2 separate regions of the Homo sapiens genome follow, and region 1 is linked to region 2. Evidence: chromatin contacts called from ENCODE Hi-C data. All regions are on one chromosome and are shown on one strand. Each heading gives the region's core, a stretch centred on a gene start or an enhancer-like site at or near the end of the contact. The rest is flanking DNA. Distances are from core to core; before and after follow the strand shown. Region 1 holds the start of CMKLR1 (chemerin chemokine-like receptor 1). Region 2 holds the start of ASCL4 (achaete-scute family bHLH transcription factor 4).

Region 1 (5,920 bases), core at 2,740-5,239, 560 kb before region 2:
TGGGAATGAGATATAAGCTCCATTACACTAGGCACAGCCAGTACCAGGAGAGGGAGTGGTAGGGGTGGAACCAGTCCCTGCTGAACCAGTCCACCCTGCGCCAATGGGACAGAGTTTAGTTGGAGGACAGCATGGGATGAGAAAGGCAACCCTCCTCCCACTCCAGGTCCAGGGCAGGCATTGCTCACGGATCACTGAGTTCCTTGCAGCCAGGCCAGGATGTGGCCTCAGATTCCCTTTAACACAGAGCTCCAGGAATCAAGAACCAGTCAACCCGAGCTGGACCTCAAAAGGAAGCTTGACCCTCCATCCTGATTCTATGTGGAGCTGCCAGGGGTGTACACAGAGGTTCCTCTGAGGGTCCTGGAGGAGACTGCTTCTCTCTCAAGTCCCAGTATCCCCAGGTCAGCCCTTAGATTTCAAAATCCTCTTTAAAACAAAAGCATAAAAACCCCCACAAGCAACAACAAACACTTTTTGCTCCAAGAAAGAAAAGCCAAACTGTTCAGCCCTGTTCAAAAGGGATGGCCAAAGGCCCGTGGCTTCAGATTGTCCCACAGCCACCAGGTGGAGAGTCATAAGCCAGGCAGCCCCACGCCTTCCTCACTGGCCCAGTGGGGCTGTGGGTTCCCACCTCCTCTGCCAGCCACCCAGGGACCCAGCTGGCTGGGGGACCAGTGTCCTTGCTCTGCCAGTTGTGGCTCCTAGCTGATGAGACCCGAGCTTAGGTTTGGCTGGGAGGCCAGAGGCAGAGGGAGGCATGCCACAGCCACAGCCACCTCCAGGGAGGAAGAGGCATGTCCAGGAGTCCATCCCCGGGCTGGATTTACCCAGCTCCTCTTCCATAGTACCCGTGTGCTTGATCTTCCTCGAAGGCTGCCTTCTGGCCTCCTTCTCTTCTCTCCCACTCTCCCTCCTCTCCCCCACTCCTTCTTCTCCTCCCCTCTCCTTTATCTCCCTTTCCTCCCCTTCTTCTCTTTCCCCCTTCCTCCTTCTGACCCCCTCCTCCCCTTTCTTCCTCTTCCCTCCTCCTCTCCTCTTCCCTCTTTTTCCTCTTTTCATCTCCCTCCTCCCTTTCCCTCCTCCTCCTTACCCCCTCCCCCTCTTCTCCTCCTCCCTCTCCCCTCTCCTCCCCTTGACCCCTCCTCTTCCCTCCTCCTCCTCTCTTCCTCCTTCCTCCTCCTCTTTTCATCTCCTTCCTCCCTTTCCCTCCTCCTCCTTACTCCCTCCTCCTCGTCTCCTCCTCCCCCACCCTCTCCTCCTCCCCTTTCTTTCTCTTCCCTCCTCCTCCGCTCCTCTTCCCTCCTCCTCTTTTCATATCCCTCCTCCCTTTCCCTCCTCCTCCTCCCCCTCCCCTCTCCTCTACTTGGCCCCTCCTTTTTCCTCCTCCTCCTCTCCTCTTTCCCTCCTCCTCCTCTCCTTTTTCCCTCCTCCTCTTTTCCTCTCCCTCCTCCCTTTCCCTCTTCCTCCTCTTCCTCTTCCACTGTCCACAGCAGATGAGGAAACTGAGACTCCAAAGGTGAAAGGCCTTGCCCAAGTCACACAGCTTACAGTGACAGCGACAGGAATTCAAACCAGGTCCGTCTGCTATCAAAGCCTCTGTTCTTAGCCACTATTCTGTGCATTGGCAAGGTGACTTGTTCCAGGGCCCATTTCAATGGATTCCTAATTGAAATGCCTATGTCAGTGGATCTCAAACTTGAGCAAGCATCAGAATCCCCTGGAGGGCTTCTTAAAACCCAGATGGCTTCCTGGAGTCTCTGATTGCCAAGGTCTGCAGTGAGGCCCAAGGGTTTGTGTTTCTAACAAACTTCTGGGTGAGGCTGCTGGGGTTGGTATGGAAACTAGACTTTAGGAACCTCTGGTCTCTATTAGATGGTGATATACAAGATCCCTGCCACGTTATGGAAATATCCTCTCCTTTCACCAGGAGAACCTGGGGAATGACATGATTTGGCTTTGTGTCCCGACCCAAATCTCATCTTGAATTGGAATTCCATAATCCTCACGAGTCATGGGAGGGACCAGGTGGGAGGTAATTGAACATGGGGGTGGTTTTCCCCCCATCCTGTTCTCATGATAGTGAGTGAGTTCTCATGAAATCTGATGGTTTTATAAGAGGCTTCCCCCTTTGCCTGGCACTCATTGTCTCTCCTGCCACCCTGTGAAGAGGTACCTTCCATCATGATTGTAAGTTTCCTGAGGCCTCCCCTGCTATGCGAAAATGTGAGTCAATTAAACCTTTTTTCTTTATAAATTACCCAGTCTTGGGTATTTCTTCACAGCAGTGTGAGAACGGACCAATACAATTACTAACTTCTGGGTGACCTTGGGTGAGTCCCTTGCCTCCTCTGGGTTCAGTGTTCTCATCTGTACAGTAAGTGTTTCGATATGATGTTTTGTTCCCTAGATAAGCCCAAAGAAGAAGAGAGCAAGGAAGACAGTTGGGTAGACTGGGCCTGACTTCTGACTATAGAGACCTGTGTGACCTCAGGCAAGAGACTCAATCTCTCTGGGCTTCAAGTTATCTGTGAAATGGAAGAATGAAATTAGATGGTTTCTAAGTGTAAAGCTCACTGAATTAAAGGATTGAGGATGGTGGGGAGAGGTCGGTGGGGTTCTAAGGCTGATCAGACGATGAGGACATAGTCCTCCACCTGCCCAAGACTTTGAGGCCCAAAACACAGGTTTCTCTCCTTCTCTCCCTCCCTCCCCATCTCCCTCTCCCTTCACCTTCCCCTCCTCCCCATTACCTTCCTCCCTGCCCTCCCTTTTCTTCCTTTCTTTCTTCTCCTCCCTTCCCCTCTCTTCCCCTCCCCTGCCCTTCCCTTTTCTTTTTCTTTCTAAAAATATTATTTTAGGCAGTCGTAGGCAGTCTTGGCTTTGGAATCAGACAGACTCAGATCCAGCCATGGCTCGGTCAGCATGAGCTTGGCGCCCTGGGCAAAACGACTTCTGCTCTGTGGCCCTAGCATCCTCATGTGTAGAATGGGCAAGTGATGCCCCCCCGACGTGGGTGGTGGTTCACACGGCTTACTCCATGGAAGCACTTGGCACAGGGGCCCACATGGGCACTTCTGTTATTTCTTCAGTCTGGAGGCCAAGGGTGGGCCTCCGAGCCAGACAACATAGTTGGAATCCCAGCTCTGTCAGCTGCTGGCGGTGTGGTCTTGAGCAAGTGACTTAATCTCTCTGTACCCCAGTTTCCTTATTGGTAAGACTGGAGTAGTAATAATTCCTGTTATCTAGGGTTGCCGTGAAGAGTAAGTACGCATCGCCTAGCACGCTGCCTGGCTGTCGGTTGTTTTGATTATTCCACTAATGATGGTGACCACACAGCCGATGAACCAGGCACTTAGCGCCTGGTTAGGGCAGGGAACAGAATACAGTTCTTTCCCTACAGAGTTCCTGGTGCAAGGAGTTCTCGGTGCAAGGAGAGAGACATCTTAACAGGCAAGGACAGCACTGCATCAGTGAGGTGATGGGGTGACCCTGAGGGGCACAGCAGCCCCCGAGGGTTGGGGAAGGCTTCCCTGGGAGGTGACCTTCAACCTGAGACCTGAAGAGGCAGTAGGAGACCATCGGGCCACGAATTAGGGCAGGAATAGCATCCAGGTGGGAGGAACAGCGTTGCAAAGGCCCAGGGTGAGAGGCAGCCAATCTCTCGGTCAGTGTGGAGCTTGAGCCCCTCACCGGGAGCAGAGGCGCTTGCACTTCCCCCAGCAGCCGGGTGCTCAGATGTGCTCCCTGTTTGCGCTCAGTGGGCACGGCTCCCCGGCTGCAAGAGGCTGCCAGAGGGGCGGGTCGTCCCCAGCGGGCCCCCGCCGCCACCCACAAGCCCAGTCCCCGGCTGGTAGGGGCACCCTCCCCTCGCAGCCCCCTCTCCACGCAGCTAGCCGCCCCCGCCCTAGGTCAGCCCAGTTTCCTGCCCCTCCCTCCTGCTCTCCTCCCTCCAGCTGTTTCTCTGGCTGAGTTCTGTCCCAGTCCCATTCAGGGAAGCAGCCCCGGCGGCCAGCAGGGAGCTCAGGACAGAGCAGGCTCCCTGGGAAGCCTCCGGGTGATAGGGGTGTTCCAGCTGCGGCGCTCTGGGGGTTCAGAGGGGGATCTTGAATGAACAAATGAATGAACTGCTTTCTGGGCAAACAGCCACAGCCAGAGGAGCCTGTGATTGGCAGAAAGAAGCCAGGGTGTGCAAGTCTCCCCAACAGCCTCGAGTGGCCTGCAGTCACAGGGAACCCTCAGGAAGACCTTCCGGGCAGAGACCAGAGGGAAGGTATCATCACACACTTGCCTTGGGTGTCTTCTGAGGGGGGCCAGGGAAGGGGAATGAATACTAACAGAGAGAAAAGTTTGTTTCTTTTTATAATTTCATATTTGTTAAAAGGAAGAGTTTTGTTATTATTTTCAGATGTCAAAAGTAATGCATGTTCATTGTTTAAAGAAATAGCAAGGATACACAACTAAATATATGAATGTGGATTTCCACATCTAGTTTGGTAACCTGCTTAACCACAGATTGTGAACTTTTTTCCATATCACCTATATTCTTCCAATATACATTTTTCATGGCTGCATAGAAAGGCTATCTTAAGATTATTTGACTTTTCCATAATAGATTTGCTTCTTTTTTTTTATTAGAACAGTGCTGCAATGAATATTTAGTATGACATCTTTGTGTGTGTGTCTTATGAATACCTTTTAGAAATTGCTAGATTTAAGGTTTGCCTATTTTTAAGACTTCTGAGCTTTTGGTCACACTGCACCCTGGAAGGCCGTGGCAGCTTGACCTCTCTACGATGTTATACCAGGGCACAGTATTCTCACATACTAAACCCACCTTGTTGCTACCCATCCCTTAAACTTTCCCTGATGTGAAGTCGAGAATAATATCTAGATGCTTCAATAGGCATTTCATTTCTTTGTTAGTGTTGATTCTCTTTTATAAACTTATTTTTCACATTTCTAGTCTGACTCTCCTGTTCAAGTCTGTTCCCATTTTTTTCTCCTCTGGGGGCATGTTTATCTTTTTCCAATTGATATCTAAGGGTTCTTTGTATATAAAGGACACAAAACCTTTGCCGGCACTCTCTGTTGAAAATATTCCACTCCCTCCTCTGTCTTCAGAATAGCCCATTTTAAATGGGCAAGCCAGCTTTGGCAAAATTATAAGCATTACAACATCAGGGAACTACTACTTGATATAAGCCCAATCACTCAGACCTGTGCGGTTCAGAGATGCCAGATCACTGGTCTGAGGTCACACGCCTGAACGTCCAGGTTCTGAGTCTTTCTTTTTCTATTAGGGAAAGCCCTCAACTTCCCTTTTGCATCCCCTACCTCCTTCTCAAGACCAATCTTCTCTGTGGTTCTTGCTGTATCTCCTGCCCCTTCCAAACTGGTTTGAAGGTAAGATTCCTCTAAATGCCTTGGCTGCTGAGGTGAGTGTGACTGGGTCATTCAGGCCTCTGGTGCAGGAGGAGGCAGCTTGGCCTTTTCTTTAACCTAAACCAGTGGCACTCAAATGATGATGTGTCATACACTTGGGAGGTCCACAGGAGAGTTATCTCTTGATGCACAGGGGCCTTCTTTGGACTCCCCCAAAACTTCAGGGAACAGATAACCTTAACTTTGGGCAAGTCATGCCTTTCTCTGGCTTGACTTGTTCTGAGAAGTCCCCTACCCGCACTGGGTCAGGGCTTGTCTGCTAGGCTCTCCCAGGGCCTATCCCTCCCTTATCACGGCTCCTACCACACCGTGTTCTAATGACCAGTCATCTTGTCTGTCTCTCCTTCTAGCCGGGAGGCCCCTAGAGGCCAGATCTGGGATATTACTTTTTTTCTGCATCCTCAGTCCCCTGCACAAGAACTAGCATATATTAGGGTCATTGTTCATGGAATAAATAAAGTAACCAGGTGTCAGT
Region 2 (5,525 bases), core at 109-2,608:
TTGAGTTTTTAGAATAATCGTATTTACAATGAGGTGCTCAGAATCTGAAACAGTTTGCATTTTAGAAGTATAGGAAAAGAGTCTCCTTAATAAGCACCTATAAGTTGCAGGCACGTAACCAATAAGGGCAGGGGAGAAATTCCCAAATGTCAAAACAACTCCCCCATCCCCCAAACCCCAGCACCCATTTCTTTTTCTTAAGATTTAGGCCTGGAGAAGATGCCAGATTAAGAATGCAAACCACCTTCGAAGAGGACCTTAGGTTGAGCGCCCGGCTGCGCGCTGTGCGGCGGGCGCGGGGGTCCTGGCCAGTTCGGGCGCTCGCTAGCTGCCCCCCTCCTCGGGCTCGCTGCTGGGCGAAGGCGCCGAAGAGGCCTTGGACTCCCCGTCGCTGTTGCATTCCGCCCTGCGCTGGGGGACGGCGCCGGCCGCGCCCTCGAGCCCCCAGGCCTGGCGCTCCAGCAGCTCCTGCAGGTGCTTGATGTAGTCGATGGCAGCGCGGAGCGTCTCCACTTTGCTGAGGCGCTTGTCTGCCAGCTCCCGGGGCAGGTGGTCTCGGAGGCGCGCATAGCCCTCGTTCACGCAGCGCACCCGCTGCCGCTCGCGCTCGTTGCGCTTGCGGAGGAAGGCGGGCTCGAAGGCGCTGTCCAGCGGCACGGGCAAGTACTGCCATCCCCGTGCGCAGCCGCTGCGCGCCCACTCCCAGCACGCGGCGTCCAGACGCAGGGCGACCCTGAGGGGGTCCCTCCGCGGGAGTCCGGGCAGGGTCCCCGGAACGCCCAGGGGCGCGGTGCGCAGCGAGTATGGCAAGGCCAGCCGTTCCGCCGGTTTACGCGTCTCCATCATTTGCCGGAAAGCACACAAATCACTCAAGAGGTCAATCTCTCAATAGAAGAAGACGAAACAGAATCTTAGAAGCAGAGGTGCTGGTGCAGACTGCCTGGCTCAGTGGGTCTGTCTTTGCAGAAGTTTCTGGGTCCAGAAGTTAGGTTCCTGGACAGGCTTCAGGGAAACGGTGCATGATTCCTGAAGTTCATTGCACTCCTCGATCTTTTTATGATTTAGGCAGAGGTGGTAGGCAAAGACGTAGGATCTCCTAATCCACACTTCAAACCCCGTCTTCCCCACTGATCTTCTTTCAGAAGATAACAAAGGGGGTTCCTCTGCCTGGTCCCCCAGCCTGGAAAGGTGAGCTCACACCAGAGTCATCTTCCAAAGCCACCAAAAGCTTTTCAATGCCTGTAATCCACCACTCTAGGTCTTCAAGAGATGAGTCGTTCGCCAAGAGCCTAGCAATCTTCAGGATTTGAGAAGAGCTCCTCCCAGGAACCTGCAGATCTGGCGGCGGAGGGAAAGTGGACCAGAGGCTTTCTCCTTGAAAATCACTTGACTGTCCTTTGTGGTTTCCCGCGACCAGGTCTAATGGAAGGAGCTTTTAGAGTGTTTGCAAACTTAAACTTGCTCTTTCATTTCTGGGGTCTTAGCCTCATCAAAGGAAAAACTGCTCTCTTGCGGTTATAAAATGTGTCAAGTCAAGGAAGACCCGGGGCGAGGCTTGAGGTTTTTCTTCTTCCAAACCGAATCTTTTAAAAACTCAATGAGGCATGTTTGAAGGGTATAGGAAAAATACAGACTGTAGCAAAGAATATAAGGGTCTGCATATTATGTTCCAACATATGTTGTTTTATGGTTGTTGAGGGTGTTTTATGGAGATGCGACTTTTTAAAAGCACATCAAAAGACTGAACAATAACAAACGCGCTTAGCCGGTTATTTCTCACAGTGCTTACTGTAAACACAGCTTAAATACTGCTTCCCAGCCTCCTCTTCTAATCTCACCCAGGATATAAGGACATCATCTTTCCATAGCGCAAAGAGTGTTTTTCCATTGGATTCTTCTTCTTTAAAAAATGTCATTTATTTTCTCTCTTGGGGGCAGGAAAGCAACATTTGAAAGGTGGAGACTCCAAGTTCCAAGGAGAAAGGATGATGTCTTTGAAGACTTGTCTTTTTAAGACACAACCCCTCCAAAATGAATAATTAATCCATCCGTGTTGGTAAACCTTTGAAGATTAAAGTGTCATTAAAAATCCAACTGTACTGGTTAACGTCAAAGAATATGTTATCACACTGAAAATCAGATTTCCTCTTCTGCAAACCAGTACATTAAAGGTGTCTTCTACTTTAAAAGTCCTACTTAAAAACAAGAGAAGCAAAAACCCCCTACATTTATGATGAGAGCTTTTGCCTATTCCTCAGCAGACAAGGTGCTGCCCTAACATGTTTTTCTTTTTAGTTTGGCAAGTCCTGTTCTTCCCTGTTTGTTCTAAATGATCCGCCTGAAGCAACTCAAAAAACAAGGCAAATAAAATAGAAATAATTATTCCTTTCGGGTATAAGTTAGTCACATTTTTAAAGGTGTAGCTTGGCTGGGTGCAGTGGCTCAAGGTTGTATTCCCAGCACTTTGGGAGGCCAAGGCGGGTGGATTGCTTGAGGCCAAGAGTTCAAGACCAACCTGGCCAACATAGCAAGACCCCCATCTTTTAAAAAGAAGAAAGAAAAATTAAAAGTTGTAGCTCCTGATGAGGTTTGTACTGGCAAATAGCCTAATATATCATCACAATTTCTCAGTAGAATTGAGAAAGCCCTTTCTATTAGGAGAAAAGTCCACCACTCAGGCAGGTAGGCTGTTATACCACAAGGTGCTTTTTGGCCATGTCAAAGATTTTAACTTTTAAGAGTGACAGGAAGATAATGAAATATTTTAAGCAGGGAGGTGACATTTGAAGATTTGTGTTTCAAAAAAGATAACTGTGTCTGCAGATTGAGGACTAGATTGGAAGAGAGCAAAAGGAAGAACAGTTGAGATGCCATTTCTCCTTCTCAGATTGGCAAAAGTTTAAAAGATTGCTAAGATTCAGGGGAGGCAAGGATTTGAGGAAAGGGTGGGAGCATAAATTGCTTCAAGAAACTATTAAAATTATTATTATTATTATTATTATTATTATTATTATTATTTTGAGACAGGTCTCACTGTCACCCAGGCTGGGGTGCAGTGATGCGATCTCGGCTCACTGCAACCTCCGCCTCCCAGGCTCAAGGGATCCTCCTATCTCAGCCTCCTGAGTAGCTAGGACTACAGGCTTGTGCCTCCACATCCCAGCTAAACAAACTGTTAAAATTAATAGTGCACATCACATCCTTTGATTCAGATATCTGTGCCGTTTTGTCCTACCAAAATAAATGTAGCAATACCTATTTATGTGTACAATAATCTTTATTGCAACATTTGTAGCAATTTAAAAAAACGAAGACTCCAGGCAAGGTGGCTTATGCCTGTAATCCCAGCACTTTGGGAGGCCAAAGTGGGTGGATCACTTGAGGTCAGGAGTTCGAGACCAGCCTAGCCAACGTGGCGAAACCCTGTCTCTACTAAAAATACAAAAAATTAGTCAGGCGTTGTAGCAGGTGCCTGTAATCCCAGCTACTTGGGAGGCTGAGACAGGAGAATCACTTGAATCCTGGAGGCGGAGGTTGTACTGAGCCAAGATCACGCCACTGCACTCCAGCCTGGGTGACAGAGCAAGACCCAGTCTCAAAAAAAAAAAAAAAAAGGCGAGGCTGGGCACAGTAGCTCACGCCTGTAATCTCAGCACTTTGGGAAGCCGAGGTGGGAGGATCATGAGGCCAGGAGTTCAAGACCTGCCTGACCAGCATGATGAAACCCCATCTCTACTAAAAATCAAAAAAATTAGCTGGGCATGGTGGCACATGCCTGTAGTCCCAGCTACTTGGGAGGCTGAGGCAGGAGAATTGCTTCAACCTGGCAGGCAGAGGTTGAAGTGAGCTGAGATAGCCTGGGCGACAGAGCGAGACTCTGTCTCAAAAAATAAATAAATAGATAAAGAAGAAGAAGAAAAAGGGAACAGCCTGAACAGCCTGAATGTCCATCAATAGGAAAAGAGTTAAAAATCTTAGAATATTATGCTATTATTAAAAATAATGAGTAAAATCTGTACGTAAGAACTTGCAGACATATCCACAATGTCTTAAGTGAAAAAAGCAAATTGCAGAGTAACATATGCAGCAGGAACATAAAAACAATTCTACATGATGTGTATGTCCTTTATATGTGTTTCTGTGAGCATGGAGAATGAAATAGAAAGACACATACTAAATGGTTTTTTGCATTGGTTGCCTAAAAAGAAAGGGTGGCATTGGGGAGGAAGGGGGGATGTTCATTTTTCTTTATAAATCTTTCTACTGTTTAACTTGTTAATACCAACACTATTACTTTCTTATTTTTATAACCCAGTGAAACTTAATAAGATAAAATGTGTAGAAAGTTCAAATGACACCCCCTGATCTGGCCCAAACCAACAGATTTACCATTAGAAATTAGAACTCTTAGACCAGGTTTTCTGGCTCCTTGTAAATTCTGTCTCTGAGGACGAAGTATCTACAAGACTTTCTCTCTCTCTCTCTCTCTCTCACTGCTAATACCACAATCAAAATTGGTCAAGGCCGGGCGCGGTGGCTCATGCCTGTAATCCTAGTACTTTGGGAGGCCAAGGCAGGAGGATCACCTGAGGTCAGGAGTTCAAGACCAGCCTGACCAACATGGAGAAACCCCGTTTCTACTAAAAATACAAAATTAGCTGGGCGTGGTGGTACATGCCTGTAATCCCAGCTACTTGGGAGGCTGAGGCAGGAGGAGAATCACTTGAACCCAGGAGGCGGAGGTTGTGGTGAGCTGAGATCATGCCATTGCACTCCAGCCTGGGCGACAAGAGCAAAACTCCGTCAAAAAAAAAAAAAAAAAAAAACTGGTCAAATCCTGATCCTACAGTGGTCTTTTTATAGGATCCAAGTAATATAATGACCTAACTGCATGGTCACAAAGAATGCTGACAGAGCCTTTCCTAAAGAACAAAAGCATTGAAAATAAGTGGCTTTTCCAGTAGGAATAGGACTGTTTTACTCACATGATGTGCAGGGTATGGGGTGGGGGTTACCTTCTTTACATAAGAGATCAAAAGAAGAAGTTTTGACTCCTGATTACTCTCCAGTCAGTTTTGACCCAGATAAACATTCTCTCCAACCTAAAGCTGTCCTAAGGCTGGCTAGATCACGTAACACATATGCTAACCTGCCAAGAGTAACTGGGCTGGGTTTGTGTAGTCCTATTTGGGTCTGCTCATGAAAGGGGGCAGATGGGCAGGTATATTTTAATCCTTTCCTTCTAGCTTTTGTCTTTTCTCCCCTGTTTAAGGCTACCTTCTCCTACCGCAAGTTTTACAAGGCCTCCTCTTGTCTATATAACACCTTGGTGTGAATTATGAAGAGGCACCAAACTCAAGGCTTGGAGAATGAATGGCTGACTCTAAAATTCATCTGGAAGAACTTTTGGGCAAGGATTTCCCAAATTTGGAAAAGAAGACAAAAGAACACAACGTGCACTTTTAATATCCATGAGGAAGAAATTACCACTTGAGATTCTAACTGAGGCTGTGTTAAATAGAAAG

What was found. Hi-C counts contacts between places; a loop is a spot of excess contacts on that map. Pooled maps may share reads with other maps.
Region 1: a loop to region 2 is called in a pooled map, with 4 times the contacts of the local background. The contact joins the promoter of CMKLR1 here to the promoter of ASCL4 in region 2. A Hi-C loop is called at or near these places in 2 of 37 single-sample maps with no recorded cell type and 5 of 50 pooled maps.

What each region holds. Positions count from the first base shown.
Region 1 is chr12:108,337,380-108,343,299 of GRCh38, reverse strand. It overlaps CMKLR1 (chemerin chemokine-like receptor 1), which reads left to right and starts at 3,989. Exons shown (of 4, transcript NM_001142343.2): 1 at 3,989-4,273. RefSeq lists a silencer at 3,706-3,825 and an enhancer at 3,933-4,556.
Region 2 is chr12:107,770,537-107,776,061 of GRCh38, reverse strand. It overlaps ASCL4 (achaete-scute family bHLH transcription factor 4), which reads right to left and starts at 1,358. Exons shown (of 1, transcript NM_203436.3): 1 at 1-1,358. The coding sequence starts at 843. The coding sequence ends at 325.